4 separate regions of the Homo sapiens genome follow, and all the other regions are linked to region 4. A link is a contact called in ENCODE Hi-C data. All regions are on one chromosome and are shown on one strand. The core of a region is the stretch at or near the end of the contact, and the rest is flanking DNA. Distances in the headings are between cores, read along the strand shown.

The links. Hi-C counts contacts between places; a loop is a spot of excess contacts on that map. Pooled maps may share reads with other maps.
Region 1: a pooled map of heart left ventricle shows a loop between it and region 4 (2.0-fold over the local background). The contact joins two enhancer-like sites. A Hi-C loop is called at or near these places in 1 of 168 maps with a recorded cell type or tissue (aorta) and 1 of 50 pooled maps.
Region 2: a map of heart right ventricle shows a loop between it and region 4 (2.4-fold over the local background). The contact joins two enhancer-like sites. A Hi-C loop is called at or near these places in 9 of 168 maps with a recorded cell type or tissue (OCI-LY7, aorta, cardiac septum and 4 more), 1 of 37 single-sample maps with no recorded cell type and 9 of 50 pooled maps.
Region 3: a pooled map shows a loop between it and region 4 (2.2-fold over the local background). The contact joins the promoter of LINC01235 here to the enhancer-like site in region 4. A Hi-C loop is called at or near these places in 1 of 50 pooled maps.

Annotation. Positions count from the first base shown.
Region 1 is chr9:13,574,153-13,577,912 of GRCh38, reverse strand. No RefSeq gene overlaps it. Among named protein-coding and RNA genes, the nearest start is that of LINC01235, 140 kb to the right of the region's middle. RefSeq lists a silencer at 2,029-2,323. Within about 2 kb of position 2,233, at least 3 of the 41 ENCODE cell types and tissues checked have a DNase peak (open chromatin) inside an H3K27ac peak, as active enhancers do.
Region 2 is chr9:14,350,040-14,353,817 of GRCh38, reverse strand. All of the region lies in intron 1 of NFIB-AS1 (NFIB antisense RNA 1), which reads right to left. It also overlaps a transcript of NFIB not described here. Among named protein-coding and RNA genes, the nearest start is that of NFIB-AS1, 35 kb to the right of the region's middle. Within about 2 kb of position 2,442, at least 10 of the 41 ENCODE cell types and tissues checked have a DNase peak (open chromatin) inside an H3K27ac peak, as active enhancers do; they include heart right ventricle, where a contact is called at or near this core.
Region 3 is chr9:13,429,992-13,434,000 of GRCh38, reverse strand. LINC01235 (long intergenic non-protein coding RNA 1235) reads left to right here and starts at 2,672. Exons shown (of 3, transcript NR_033863.1): 1 at 2,672-2,798.
Region 4 is chr9:13,898,922-13,902,744 of GRCh38, reverse strand. The region is part of intron 6 of LOC101929507 (a long non-coding RNA gene); the gene reads left to right. Among named protein-coding and RNA genes, the nearest start is that of LINC00583, 27 kb to the left of the region's middle. Within about 2 kb of position 2,149, at least 5 of the 41 ENCODE cell types and tissues checked have a DNase peak (open chromatin) inside an H3K27ac peak, as active enhancers do; they include heart right ventricle, where a contact is called at or near this core.

The DNA.
Region 1 (3,760 bases), core at 984-3,483, 320 kb after region 4:
TCCTCCTTTTTCCCATTCTCTTCCAGTCAACGCTGTTGCTCTCCAGGCCTTTGTGATTCTCTAGAGCCTAATTGAAACACTAAAAATAAACATAAATTGTGTCTTTTTCCCTGCTATTACAATCCAAGTTTTCCTTCGGGCAATGTAGAGTTCTGATTAATTAAAAGACCGTTGGGAAGTGAGGCAGAGGAAGAAAGGTACAAAGATTAATATTTCTCCATCTTGTCTTGCTAAACTTCAGTGACAAACTTGGGCCCCTATTCCTTTATTGATTGATGTATTCATTCATTCATGCATTCATTTGTTTTGTAGTTTTGGTAGGCAGCATCTTAAATAGGGATATGCATCAATATCTTAAAAGAGTACTTTTTAAAAATAATCTGCACATCTGGGCCCCATTCTGGCGATTCTGATTCAATGGATCTGGGGCTAGTTCTGGCATTTGCATGCAAAAGGCTCCCCTGGGGTTCTGGCACACAACTTTAGATTTTTACTTTTATAAGAGATTTTCACTCTTATAACTTAAAGCACAGGGTGCTGTAGCCATAAAGAGTTGTTTTGACGTGTGATCTTGTGCAACTTAACTTCTCTGAAGATCGTGTGTGTGTGTGTGTGTGTGTGTGTGTGTGTGTGTATCATTTAACATTTTAAAAACTATGGTAGAATTTTCTGTTTGAGACCAAAATAGAAGATATGCCAGTTTGTTTCAGAGAATATATTCCAGCATATATTTAAAGCAAACATGTGAAAACAAACGCTAGGTTTTATTTGTAACAAAAATTTTGATTTAGTCTGATATTTAGTACTACTAATCGGGTTTGAATTTAACAAAGAATGTGGTTTATTCAGGTTCAACTCCCTGATAATTACTGTTTTACACCATATCTATCTAGAATTAACCTACCAGCATTGACGTATTTGGCATTAAGCTATTTTTTTCCTGGAGGATTGTTTGTATGAGTTTTCATTTGGTAATGTTTATGCCTTTGAAGGAATGTATATTGACAGATGTTTGTTAATAAGGATGGATATTTCATTATGAATCTACATCTATTTACTTTCTCAAAGGTTTCAAACTTCCCAAGAATGCGTGCATGCGTGCGTGCGGGCGTGTGTGTGTGTGTGTGTGTGTGTGTGTGTGTGTGTGTCAGGGAAGGAGGTGGTGGGGAGAGAAAGAGAGAGAGACAGACAGACAGAGACAGATCTCTTTTGGCAATTGTGTTAATAGTTCATCTTCTGCTTCCCAGATTTGCATATGCTATTTTTTAAAGTTATTTTTCTACACCTTTATAAGCTTTTCTCTTCTGATCTGAAATGCTTCTGCCTGATGTCCTTCCCATCTAAATTCTTCCCACTCTTCAGGTCCCAATTTTTATAAAATCTTTCTTGATTCTTCTTGCTCCAGTGATTTCTTCCTCTCATTTTGTCAATAAGCTATTTTCTATACTGTGCATATAACACTTATCATATAACTGTAACTTATTATAATATGTTGTTTTATTGTTTTATGAGTGCACCTTGTCTCCCTTTTTTGAGCATCAGACTAATGGAATCTCTACTGAATATTTCTGTGCTGCCTCTTAGTGCCAAGTACTTCCTTGCAAATAGCATATGCTGTTATCCTCCAAGGCATGCTGACTAATTGAGGAGTATTGCTTTTATATACAGCAAAAAAAATCACACATGGAAATATTAAATGAAATATATTAGAGCATTATTTATACAGGCAATAACAAAGAGTTATTTGTACTAATATTGACTTTTTTTTGGTCTAACAGTTCACTACCAGTGGGAAGTATCTCAGAAGCTTGGTCACTGGAAAAATCAAGATACCCACCCTGACAGTAGGATTAACTTGGCTCATCTCAATTATTCAGAAATAAGGGAAAGGAGTTGCATATTCTTTTTTCTTTGCTGTAAAAAGATGACTTTCATGTCTATTTCCCAGCATGTTATTTCAATTGGAGGTCAGTAATATCTGCTGGCCTTCCTAGATGCCAAACATTCAGGTCTTTGTTTTGTCCTGGTTCAGTCACTCCTCCCTATGTCCAAAGTAGAGGCATCCCATGCATTCCTAGAAGCCTATTTCTTATCTACTTCCTTTCCCAAGGCCTCTGGCAGCTTTGCACAGTGGCTAGAGCATCTCATGCAGTTCCTGATATTGTTCCATGTTCCTTTTCAGAAGGCAGTGGCAAGCAAGAGATCTGTTGTTATTAAAGGTTCACAGTTGGGGGGCGGGGAATGACTCACAAACAAGGGAGAGTCTTTCTTACTGAAATGCTCTTAAAGGCCTTGTCTACTTATAAATACAAAGACATTGTTCTCTTCATCATCATAGTTTTAGCACCTAACATCTTGCCTACCACATAGTTGACAATTGATAAAAATTGTCGAAGAAATGCAGGAGATCTGGTGCTCTGTCTTCCAAGAAGGCATCCTTGGCCCACTCAGTGGGAATGATCACTTTCTCCTCTGTGCCCCACTGCACTATGCAACCTCCTTCTCTTGTTCAACTTATCTTAGTGAATGGCACTGATTTTTCTAATGTAGATTTCTCTTTCTTTGTGATTCCTTGATAGCAAGGTCTATCTTACATGTTTTAATACCTCTAATACCAAGTACAAAAAACATTTAATGAAACAGCTCTGTGAAACTGTTACACATACCTTCTACAATTATATCATTAGGAATATTATTTATTACATTTCATTGAGTCCTTTTTAGGAGATTTGTCCAGAAATTTCTCGCTTGTAATTATATTCAGAATACATGTGTTTGTCTTAGACAATGTTTTTTGCTTCCATCTCATGACCACTAAATTTTGAGTCTACTGAAATGTCTAGTTACAATCGGACCCATTCATAGTAAGGATTCAATGTCAAAGGACATAACTTAAGGTAATAAAAGCCGTTTATGACAAACCCACAGCCAACATTATATTGAATGGGGAAAAGTTGAAAGCATTCCCCCTGAGAACTGGAACAAGACAAGGATGCCCACTTTCACCACTTCTATTCAACATATTACTGGAAATCCTAGCCAGAGCAATCAGATAAGAGAAAGAAATCAAGGGCATCCAAGTCAGAAAAGAGGAAGTCAGACTGTCACTGTTGGCTGTTGATATGATCATATACCTAGAGAACCCTAAAAACTCATCCAAAAAGCTCCTAGAACTAGTAAATGAGTTCAGCAAAGTTTCAGGACACAAAATTAATGGACACAAATCAGTATCTCTGCTATACACCAACAGCAACCAAGCTGAAAATCAAACCAAGAACCCAGTCCCTTTTACAATAGCTGCAAAAACAGAAACAAAAACTTAGGAATATACCTAACCAAGGAGGTGAAAGACCTCTACAAGGAAAACTACAAAACACTGCTGAAAGAAATCATAGATGACACAAACAAATGGAAACACATCCCATGCTCATGGATGGGTAGAATCAATATTTTGAAAATGACCGTACTGCCAAAAGCAATCTACAATTTCAATGCAATTCCTATCAAAATACCACCATCATTCTTCAAAGAACTAGAAAAACAATGCTAAAATTTATATGGAACCAAAAAAGAGCCTGCATAGCCAAAGTAAGACTAAGCAAAAAGAACAAATCTGGGGCATCACATTACCTGACTTTAAACTATACTATAAGATCAACAAAACAGCATGGTACTAGTATAAAAATATGCACATAGACCAATGGAACAGAATTGAGTACCCAGAAATAAAGCCAAATACTTACAGCCAACTGGTCTTTGA
Region 2 (3,778 bases), core at 1,193-3,692, 450 kb before region 4:
TTGGACTCTAGAACGGACAAAGCAACGGCTATTTCAACTTCAACTCCCTTAGCAAATGGAAGAAAAGGCATCTGACCCGTGGACTCCTCCAGCTGGTCCCCGGGTCTCACCGCCTGCGGGTCTCCACGTCAGCTCGCAGGCATCGGCGGCCAGTCGGACACCAGGGGGCGCAGCAGCCTTTGTCCTGACAGGTATTGAAGAATGAAGCCAGACTGGGCCGTCAAGAAAAATCTGACTTCCCTCCTTTCAGTTTCTCTCATTGGAACCAGCCCACTCCCCAGCCCCCTTCATTCGCCTTAAAGCCATTTTCTGCTTCCTCCTCATGCTCAGATTCTCAGGGTGCAGGGATGCAGCAGTTCAGAGACCCCTCTCCAGGAGCTCCCCCGCTCTGCCAAGGACACCCTAGCAGTGGTCCACCATTTGTTCTCACTTGCAGGCCTCTGAACTCAGGATGTTTTTGGCTATTCTTCCTGAATGAAGAACCCTATAGAACAGGACCAGCTTCCCAGAAGAACTGTCACATCTATCCTCTAATATCCCTCCCCTTTCCACGCACAAAAACAATCACAAATTAAATAACATGTCTGGGAAGCTCACGCGGCCTGGACCTATCCCTCACCACCCTCTGTCTGCCCCTACAGTCTAAGGACAGCCTTTGGTAGTAGCTACCTACCCAAAGGGACAGGCTGCAGCACCTTCACCATACCTCTGCCATTCTCACCAACCCATGGTGCACCCCAAGCAGGATAACTGCCTCCTTGTAACCCCACCAGCTTGCCTCTGTGTGCCCTCCAGCAGAAAGAAATCCACTTGACCCTTGCCAAAGTCTCCTGATTCCAAAGATTCAGTAATAAATGAGCATCCTCTTCTACTTTAAGACATACTCCTAACCCTGCCCCTATAGACACAAACGGACACAATGCAAACCCTCAGATGTCAAAAACGTACTCTTTCACAAAGACTCCTGAAACTCCTCTGTTCCAGAGGGAAAGGCTACAGGGTCCTTCCTATGCAGGCCTTTGAAAAGCAGCTGTATGTTTACATAGAGAGATTCCAAGTTTACACAGTCCTTTCCCTGTCTGTTATTGGAGCCTCTCAACAACGCTGAGAGATAAGCAGTGAAATCTAAAGCTTAGAGGCTTGCCTCAGGACCAGACCTAGTACAGCGTAGAAACAGCACTGAGGGCCCGGGTGACAGAGCATGGAAACACTTGCTTGTCCAATTGCACCAAGGCCTGGAAGAAATGCAGCCACCATAGAAGATCATCAGATTACATACACTGAGGGAGCCTGTGGTCTCAGGAGCCAGGCAGGGGCAGGAGGAACAGTGCAAAAGAAGCGGTGATGTCAATTCTGACCCGACTCTTCTTTTTACCTGTGGCCTCGCTCACTTCTTTATTTCCACGTTCATCTTAGCTAATGTAGAGTACCGGGAAGTGCTGAGCCCGGAGACAGGTAGCCATGGTTTGTTATCTTGGTGGTGAGCCTCCCAACTCCACACTCATAAAATAATGATAACATCTATTATATATACAAATACATCACCAAAAAAAAATGAAAAAATCAGTGTAATTCCAGGAGACGGAGCAGGGTAGGAGACTTTTACTTTCATTTTATGCTGTTTTCTATTATTTGAAGTATCTGGATTTACGCATGTGTTCCTTTTATGATTTTATTTTTAAAATTTTATTGGGGTTAATGATGCTCTTTAGCGTTGCTGCAAAGATGACTTATGTAACATATCTGGCATGGTACGTGGTCTGGTGCACAGTTGATGCTCACTCAACAGTAGTTTATTGTTAGCTATATACTTCCGTCAGAACTGTGGGCAAATGGGACCTCAAATCAAGAGACCCGGGGTCTGTGGCACACTCTGCTCTCAGATCCATGTATGCCTTTTAGTAAGTCAAGTCCCTTGGAATCTATGTAAACATAGTAGCTGCTTTTCAAAGGCCTGCATAGGAAGGAATCTGTGCCTCAGTTTCTTTATCTGTAAAGCAATGAGACACAAGCCACTTGATTTGAAAAATGGTGAGAAGGACAGGACAACATGCTCACCACCCAAAATGCCTGAGATACCTTCTAAAATTCAGTCACAGTCTTTGCAAGGGAGGCTTCTTAAGTTTGAGTTCATCAGACAGAAACTCTTTCTAGGAGAAGTTGTCATCTAGGATAGACAGAAAGGGCTGGAGATAGCTGAATAAGTTCTAAAGCAAGTACAGAAATTAAATCAGGAAACAATGTGTGAACAGTATAGGGCCATCAGCGTAGGATGGGAGGTGAGAAAAGAAGGTTTGAGGTGTTCCTTGAGTGCAGTTGGCACCACGATCATTTCCTGACAGGGGAGATGCCCTTGGTAGGCAGAAGGGGTGTGATTCAAGGTCCAGGCATCCCTGGCCCGGACACAGCCAGCCCTAGCCCAGCTCCCTAGGATGAGAGTTCTGTATGGGGCACAGGGCTGGCGCTGTTGAGACCAGGCCTCCCTAGGCAGATCCAGGAGCAGAGCTGCCCTTTGGACAAATTACTTTCGGCAAAGTCAGAAGGAACCCACTGCCCAAGAGAATTGGGCTAAAGCACCTCTGAAGTTTCTTCCAGCATAAACTTTATCTTAACAACAACCAAAAAAAGTGGGGAGACTGGACCATAGGAGGTGCAGATGCCCAAACATGATCCTCTCCCTGCTTAGCAGCTAGTCTGGGGATACCTATTTTTTATGCACTCCAACTCCTGAAAACCAACTAAAGATTTGTTCCTGGAACACACAGCTGATTCATTTCCTACGCCACTCAGAACGGGAGATTTCCCTCCGAGTCTCCTTTGCCAAAGCTTGGCCTTTGGGGGATAGGAGGCAGGTAGTCTAGTGGGTAGAAAGGTCGCGACTTTCTTTTGCCCCGCGGTCTCCTTCCTATTTAAAGCAGCACCGCCTGTCGAAACAGCTTTGTGCCAATATTTGCAGGCAGGAAGATTTTCTGACATTGTAAGGGGGTTGTTGGAAGCAGATGGGAGGCCCTTTCCCAAGGCCATCGGCAGACCAGAAATTGGTTACACCCGCACCCAGGGAGGAATCCCTAGCCCCCACTCTCACGATCAGCGCCCATAAGGTATCTGCATTTACATTTTAAAAAGAAAGAGGAATTTTTTTTGTATCTCTGAATCATCTGGCAGCGCCTGATATTATACATCTCCCCCTAAAGCCCCTGTTGTCCCTCCCTAAAGAGGAGGTCGTGTTTTCAATTCTTGAGAGATCTGGAATAACGGTATCAGAGCATGCCAACAGCTAGAAGACCCCCAACTTCCCCCCCCACCCCACCCAGGTCTTTCGCCCTATAGGAATTGGGGGCAGCGGGGGTGGCGATTTGCAGCGAGGCAAGGGCAGGTAGCAACAACTCCGACTGATCTCCAGAGGCAAAACCAAACTAAACGTAGTTCCAACCATCATGTTTTAACAAAATCTGCATTCTGTGAAAGTCTGTTTTTTTCTTAGAGAAACGCCCTTCGTTTTTAATTTTGCGTCACTTTCGCAGGCTGCCCTGAATGCCTAACCACTTGTTAAAATGCCTCTGTGCTTTGCTTTTCCGTGTGGTTCTTTTCTGTGCCCGTTTGTATCTCTAATAAGCGGCATTGTTTATTATCCTTGGGTCGGGGCCCCTGGGACTGAACCGAAATAATACAGAGGCACCGAGGCTGAGCGCTGGAAAATACTCCGGGTTTCCCAGGCCCAGGAGGGTCCCCGGGGCCGCCAAACGACCCTCCTGGGGAAAGCCCACCCGTGCGTGCG
Region 3 (4,009 bases), core at 1,423-3,922, 470 kb after region 4:
TTAGAGGGTTACAGATTACCATGCATGCTTCACAAATAGTAGATCACTAGTTCTGATTTTTAAAAAATATTCTATGTATTTCTGTCCCCATTTTACAGATAAGGACACATATTTAGGAAGGTTAAATGTCATTGTAGCACAAATGTAGCACAGACAGGATTCAAATCCAAGTGTCTGTGATCCAAAGATCCTGGGTTTTCTTAACCGTACATAGACTATCAATTTTATAAATTGTTGATTAATTTCCTGCTGATTCTTCTCTTTGATTGCTATTATAGCATATATCCTTAAATACCTTTTACTTAAATGTCCTTGTAGTTCTCACATATTTATTTTATTTATTTATTTATTTATTTATTTATTTATTTATTTATTTTGAGATGGAGTCTCACTCTGTCTCCCAGGCTGGAGTGCAGTGCCATGATCTTGGCTCACTGTAACTTCTGCCTCCTGGGTTCAAGCAATTCTCATGCCTCAGCCTCCCAAGTAGCTGGGATTACAGGCGCCCGCCATCGCACCCAGCTGATTTTTGTATTTTTAGTAGAGACGGGGTTTCACCACATTGCCCAGGCTGGTCTCAAACTCCTGACCCAAGTGATCCACCCACCTCAGCCTCCCAAAGTGCTGAGATTGCAGGCGTGAGTCACCGTGCCCAGCCCTAGTTCTCAGATATATAAACGGAATAATATACATAATTAGAAACATTAATTTGCCTGTTATTCCCATAAAGGATTTTTTTCTATATACTAAAAACAAAATTTTGGAGGACCAAGTGATAATATTCCAGAAAATCATAGCAATATGGGCTCTTTCAATGACCAACTGAAGCTGAAAAAGCATCCTGGCTGAGGGGAGGAAATATTATTAGCCACTTCCGCTGTCTCACACTAAAACAAAGTACACAAGGAGGAAGTAGAGGTGATGCAAGCAGTGAATGAGAAATCAGGAAAATTTCCATTAAACTCTGCCTAAGTCCTTTAGGGCTCTGTCTCTGTTTTGTTCCTCTTAAGGTTGTCACTTCTATGCCTAATGATTATCTCATTGGTTCCAGGACATTGTTACCATTTACCTCCACTGGATATCTATTTTCTTTCAAAAAGGTAAGAAGCAATTTATGTCCTATTATAATTTTATTTGTAATCTTAATTAATCCTACATGTCCAAGGTAAAGACAGGTAATCATTACGTGTGTGTGTGTGTGTGTGTGTGTGTGTGTGTGTGTGCATATATATATATATATATATATATATATATATATATATATATATCTTGAGTCTACTATCTGGTACACTATTGGGGCTTAAGGAAACAAATAACAACAAAAAATCCAAAAAACACCCATCATACAGCATTTGCTACACTTCTTTTTACTGAAAGTCCTACTACCTACCAATTCACACCCCACCTGCCAACTCCCTCACCTGAAAGCAAGAAGGAATTGTATTTTCACTCCAGCATGTAATTGGCAGATCCATATTTTGTTTTTGCTTGTTTTTTTTCTTTCAGCACAATCAACGTGCCTTTTCCCTGATTTTCTCTGCCAAACATATCAGATTGTGGGAGGTTTATGGATACACAGTACTTCACAGGCAACCTGAAAGGTAGGGAGACTGCGAGGAGATACTGCAAAAAAAAAAGTGTGATGGAGAAAGCATGAGTGACTACTGGAAGACAGACCTGAGATAATTATTGAAGAGATGACAGTGAACATTACCATGATATGTTTCACCAGGTTGTGTTTCAAAGATAATGAAGAACTATTAAATCATTTTATTTTCTTTGAGATATTAAAGAATAAATGAAAGGAATATGCAGATGATAATTATAAATAACAATTATGATAAGTTTGAGTAGCTAGCTACTTTATACAACACTCCAGAAATATTTGTTATGCAAATGCATAAACTCTACCCAGTGGCTTTATAGATCACTGGCATTAGGGCTGGAGCTATTGTGCAGGAATAGGATGGTGGCTTAACTCAGTTGGGGGTCATTTTATTGCCAGTTTAACTGGTGTTAAATTAGTGGGTATTTAACTGTCACTAACACAATTTAGGGCTCAATTCGCCAAAGTATCATTTTTACTAATATTTTAGTGAAAGTGAAGAATCATTCCTCCCGATGCTGTAGTGTCATGCTGAAGGCACCACTGTTCTCTAGTCCACAGTAATGAAACTTGCATTAACAAAAGTGGGCTGGATGCCTACTAAGGAGAAAAATAAACTCCTTGAGAACCTGGTATCTTGCTGTAGTTTATTGCAGTGAAACCATTTTAACATCCCTTTTCACTGAATGAGATTTTTAAAATCCGTAAATCATGAGCCAAAATAGTATAATCCATGCAATATTTCATGGAAGACCTTTGCTGTAAGATTATTGTGTTGAACTCCCAAATTTTTATTTTAGGGAAAAAACACACACGCACACACACGCACGCACACACACACACACACACATTTCCCCACCAACACAAGAAACATGATCAACTCCAAATTCAAAAAGATTTACAAATGCCACAACACAGTTATCTACCAGCAAACATATCATTTCTTTGTTTCATAGGACACCAAGGATGAATAATTCATGAACCCCATTTCACATGCTTATTGTGTCTGGTGGCAAAGACCCCGCCCGCTCAGCCCCAGGAAAGCTCAGGCACTTTGCTGCAGGCACAGTGCTCTGTGCCATCCAGGGACCAGCCGTGTGCTCTCGAGTTACTGGAGCAGCGCAAGCAGCTCCAGTGGTCTCAGCTGTGGAGACAGCTGTTTGCCCACCGTCTGCGATGGCAGAAATGTGTGGTAGGCTTCCCCCTAACAGCATGGCCCCCGCTACACACCACACACACACACAAACAACTCCCAGGCCGTGCATCATACACACACCACCACCCAAGGGGTGAAAGAAGCCCCATCATGTGGGGACCAGAATGAGCAATGCACCACAGTTTAAAAACAACTCTTTATCTTGTATGATAACTACTGGAACAGAGGTGGTAGCCTCCGAACCTAAACCTTGTCATTTATGTATCAAAAGATTTGTGCATGCGTGAAATTCAAAATGATTTATTGTTTAGTTATTGCCTTATTTACTTACTTAATGGATTGATTGATGTGCTAGGATCCCACAGACAACGGAGGCTTTTTTTTTTTTTTTTTTAAGATTGTTTTAAAGGAACTAGATTGCAAGCAAAGTTTCAGTAGCACAGTAAGTCAGCTCCTCCTTACTGGTTTGTATTCATAATGAGTTCCTTTTGGCTCTTGCCTGCTACCTGTCTCTGGCTATTCATTGACACAAAATACTGCACCTTGCACACTGTGAGAAGTGGCAGGGATGAAAGAATATTAAGCACGAAGGAGTAAAATATGCAGAAAAATCTGGATCCTGCAGCACGTTTTAGCCAATAGAAGCATCTATAGTAGTAACTCTTGCATGGTGCTTGGGCTGAAAGCGATAGAGCTGCTTTAACAATGGGAGTTATCAGGATTCCATCTGGCATCATTTCTCGACAGAGGAGGGAGTTGCAGACAGAGGGGTCTCACATTTGAATTCCTCTTGTAGACCTAGTATCATCTGTTTCTCTTACGGACCTTGAACTTACTTTCATTTTATAGGGATATACTACACCTGAACTGGTTCTTGTAATAAAATTATCTAAAAACTTTGAAATAACTGTTATAAGAAAAGTTCCACAAACCTCTTACTAGCTTGCCTCTTGAATTTTATTTATTATTAGGAGTGCTAATTTTTTAATCACTCATGGTGAATAGGAGCAAAATCAAGGAGGGAGGTGCTCAATTTATTTATAGGAATTAGATGGCAAATTTGTGCATAACTCTTATTTGATCGATGTTCTGCGCAAGCGACATTTACGTAGGATCCCTGTAACCTCTTTTCCAAACAAACTCTAATTTGACATAATGCAGCGGAGAATGGCACCAGTCATCGGGCTTGCATCAGAAATGCATTTTATTTGGATTCAATTCAGACTCTTAACGAACTGGTTCCCATA
Region 4 (3,823 bases), core at 900-3,399:
TTTCAATGAGGGGGGAGCAGTAATGAGCTGAAAAGGTATTTCAGATTCTTGTGGATGTTTCTAAAGAGTTTTTCTTTTCTCTGCTCCCTTCTCTCCACTCTGCCCTTTTCCTTTTCCATTTCCCTTTTTCCTTTTTCTTTTTCCTTTCCTTTCCTTCTTTTCTTTCTCTCTCTCTTTGTCTATTTTTCTTTTTCTCTCTTTCTCTCTCTCTCTCTTTCTCTCCTTCTCTTTTTTTCTCTCTCTCTCTCCCTCTTTCTCTCTTTCTCTATGTCTTTCTCTCTCTTACTCTTTCTTTCTCTTTTTCTCTCTTCTCTCTTTTTCTCTCTCCCTCTCTTTCTCTCTCTCCCTCTTTCTCTCTTTCTCTATGTCTTTCTCTCTCTCTTACTCTTTCTTTCTCTCTTTCTCTTTCTCTCCTCCTCTCCTCTCCTTCTCTCCCCCTGCCCTCCTTTCTTCCTTTCTGTCTTTTTCGATTTTTTTCCTCTTTCCCTCCTAAAGCCTAGCACTGGACTTTGGACTTACAAGGATTCCAAGTATACAGTAGTACCCCCTTATCAGCAGGGGATGTGTTCCAAGACCCCCAGTAGACGTCTGAAATTGTACATAATACCTGACTATATACTATGTGTTTTTCCTATATACATACCTATGATGAAGTTTAATTTACACATTAGGCACAGTAAGAGATTCACAACAATAATAATAAATATAACAATATACTTTAATAAAGGTTATATGAATATGGTCTCTCTGAAAATATTGCGCTGTACTCACCTATTTTTGGACTGCAGTTGAACACAGGTAGTTGAAATCGTGGATAAGGGGGACTACTGTGCTTGCTAATGGATTATTTGTTTTTGAAAAAAGTGAGCAAGTAGTTGGCCAATCTTCCAAAAAGTACCCTTCTAGATCTCAACTTTTCATCATCCTCCACAGCAAAAGGAATGGAACAACATTGTGCAGCACTTCCTAAACTGATATCAAAGAGCCAGTTAGTGCTATCTGACAATTACCTTTGCACCTCATCAAGGAAGATTCTAGGCAAATACAACCTCTCATTATGTCTTGGCAGTGGACAATTTCTGGTCTTCCTAAAAACAAAATGTAAATCACCTCAATAAAACTTACCCAAGACATTCTAGACTTAAGTGGGGCTTGGTGAGGGAGCAGGCAAGAGAGTCTATTTTTACATTTTAAAGAGAAGACAAAATGGTGGATAAGTAACTGAGAAAGCTTCATGTTACACTTCATGTATTTCCTTCCTCCTTCCGTGAGTCAATTTAACAGTGAATGAAAGGGATCAAACAGATAATACTTCTAACATGGCATCTCCTCTACTTTTGTTTTGTAATCCTCGCTCCAGCAGTTGCTACTTGTGTAACCTTGGGTGATTACTTAAATCATCTGTAAAATGAGAGTAAGAAGAGTCCTCCTCTCAGAGCGTTATTACTGGGATTGAACATGGTAACACAACTAAGGCCCTGGAACAGTGACTGACACATAGTAAATATTCAAAATTATCTTATTATTCAATTTATTATGCAAAAAGAATTTTTTTTGATGATGTCTGTGCTGTTCCTGTTCTTGTCTCATGCCCAGGGTGACTGTGTTGCTTCCTGGGTAATGTTCTTTTGGAGATTCTACCAAGGAATCCCAAACCCCAAAGTCTTACTCCACGTGCTCAGCAGTGCTCAAAAGGCCTTTAACAGGGAACAAAACCTCTCACCCCTCAAATGCTTAAAAGGCAACTCTGGCTTGAGTCCAAAAAAGATTTTTTAAGAAAGTAATTTTTGACACTGATAAGGCCAGAGAGTCTCAGGTATTCCCTGGAAGAGAGAGCAAAGGCAAAAAGAAAAAAAAAAAAGCCACATCCCACTGTACCAAAACAAATCTGAACCTCCTCAAAATTTCACCAACATTTCATTCATTCGAAGCTTTGAATAAAAAGCAAGAAAGTAACACAGCCCACAGGGCATTTTTTGGGACAAAGAAGATTCATTCCCAGGGCTGCAGATTTCCTGACACCTGGGGATATGTTAGTGCACATGAATAAATATTCCATTGTTTTGAGGATCTCTTTGTAAGTATCTTGCTTCAAGAATGACGGGTGACGTCAATCAGGAAAAAATCCCCAGTGAATCCTAGGACTTATTGCTCCAATTAAGCAAGAAGACACGTTAGAGCCTGAAAGATTGGGTAATAATTCATACCTGTTGTGTTTCGATGTTAACTGTGAGCCTAAATGTAGACTCTAACCTCTCTTAAGCATAATTTTTTTCTACACAATAGCTCAAGGCCTTGAATATTTAAGAAAATTACATATAAGGAAATGTTAAAAAAAAATCTCTCTGAAAAAAAGTACATGGCTCATGAAAAATAAATCTGGGTAAATTAAGTTATGAAAGATGTATTTCAGTTAGAGCAGGAGCTTTGAAGTGCATTTCCTGTGCAAAAACAAAAACTCGGCTTCCTAGATGATAAATTGCCAACACAATAGCCTTTCGGGTATCACAGGAGCTTGCAGTTTATCTGGGCTTCCAGGTCACCCTGGGTTTAAGCCTGACTTACTGTCACCCTCCCTTCAAGGGTACTGGGACTTCTGGTGCGAGGCAGCATTTAAAGCCCTGGAAGAATGTGTTTCTTTTTGTGAGGAAGTATCTTGCTTTTTCTGACAGCTGCATCTGGCTGCCTGTTGAGCCTAGTTTTCTTCTAAGAAATGATTTTTGGAATAAGGACCGGAAGGCCTTACTCAGCTGACGAGGAAGTAGGATTATACAATAGCCGTGAATGTGGAATTTGGAAACAAACGTCCTGGGTTCAATCCCAGTTTTGCCAATTCCCTAGTAGGGTGAGCTTGGGCAAGTTAATTCATTCTTTAAACTTCAGCTGCCTCAATTGTAAAGGGGATAAGACTACCTAAGAGAGTTCCAGTGAGGGTTAACATGGAAAAATGGAAATAAAGAAGCACTTAGTGTATCACTGGGCATAAAATGAGCCCTCGAGGAGAGTTAACTATTATGGTTAACTCAAAACATGTTAGGATATAAGATATTGGTAGGGGTTCTTTTGATCAATGGTTTAACTGAACTACAATCAGAATAGATTTACTTATATATAAATAAACAAAAATTATGAGGGCCTTCTATAGACAAGAATAAAGCACTCTCAAGCTTTTGCAGGGGCTATTGCCCTCAAGTAGCATGACTCTAGTTGAGTTGATTAGACATGCATCCGCATAACAACACCAAGTAGAAAGTGGCAAGCTATAAGAGAATGTAGTTAAAGTGCTACTGGACTTAAGAAGAAGGAAGGATTATAATCTAGTTGAGGGAAGTCAGAGAAGACTTTGCAGATGAAGGTCCCGTGGTGAACATCTCTTTATTTTTCATATATTGACAACAGGGTTCATATGATTATATTGACTTAAAAATTTCAGACTGGAAAGATCTACCTTCTATAGTGTAAAGATTTGGACATGTCTGAGAGAGTTCAAGCTCAATGTATATTCTCTGATTACAGTAATCTCGGGCCATAAAAGTCAGTATCGCTTTAAAATGAGAATCAGGTTTGGCTTTTCCCCAGAGGACAGTTGGCCATTTGCCCAGTGGTCTGTGCAGTAACATACTTATACAAACTTTCCTAGTTTGAAAAGAAAGGGAGGGAAGCAGGGGAAGAAAACAGAGGGAAGCAGTGCTGATCTTTTGTCTGTAAAAACACTGTATGATGGCCAGGTGTGAAGAAAACTTGCTCAGGCTCTCAGGCAAAGTTGTGTTGCTCTTGGTGGAAACAACGGAAACTTTTGTCGTCGTCTTGTCCTCTCCTGTTC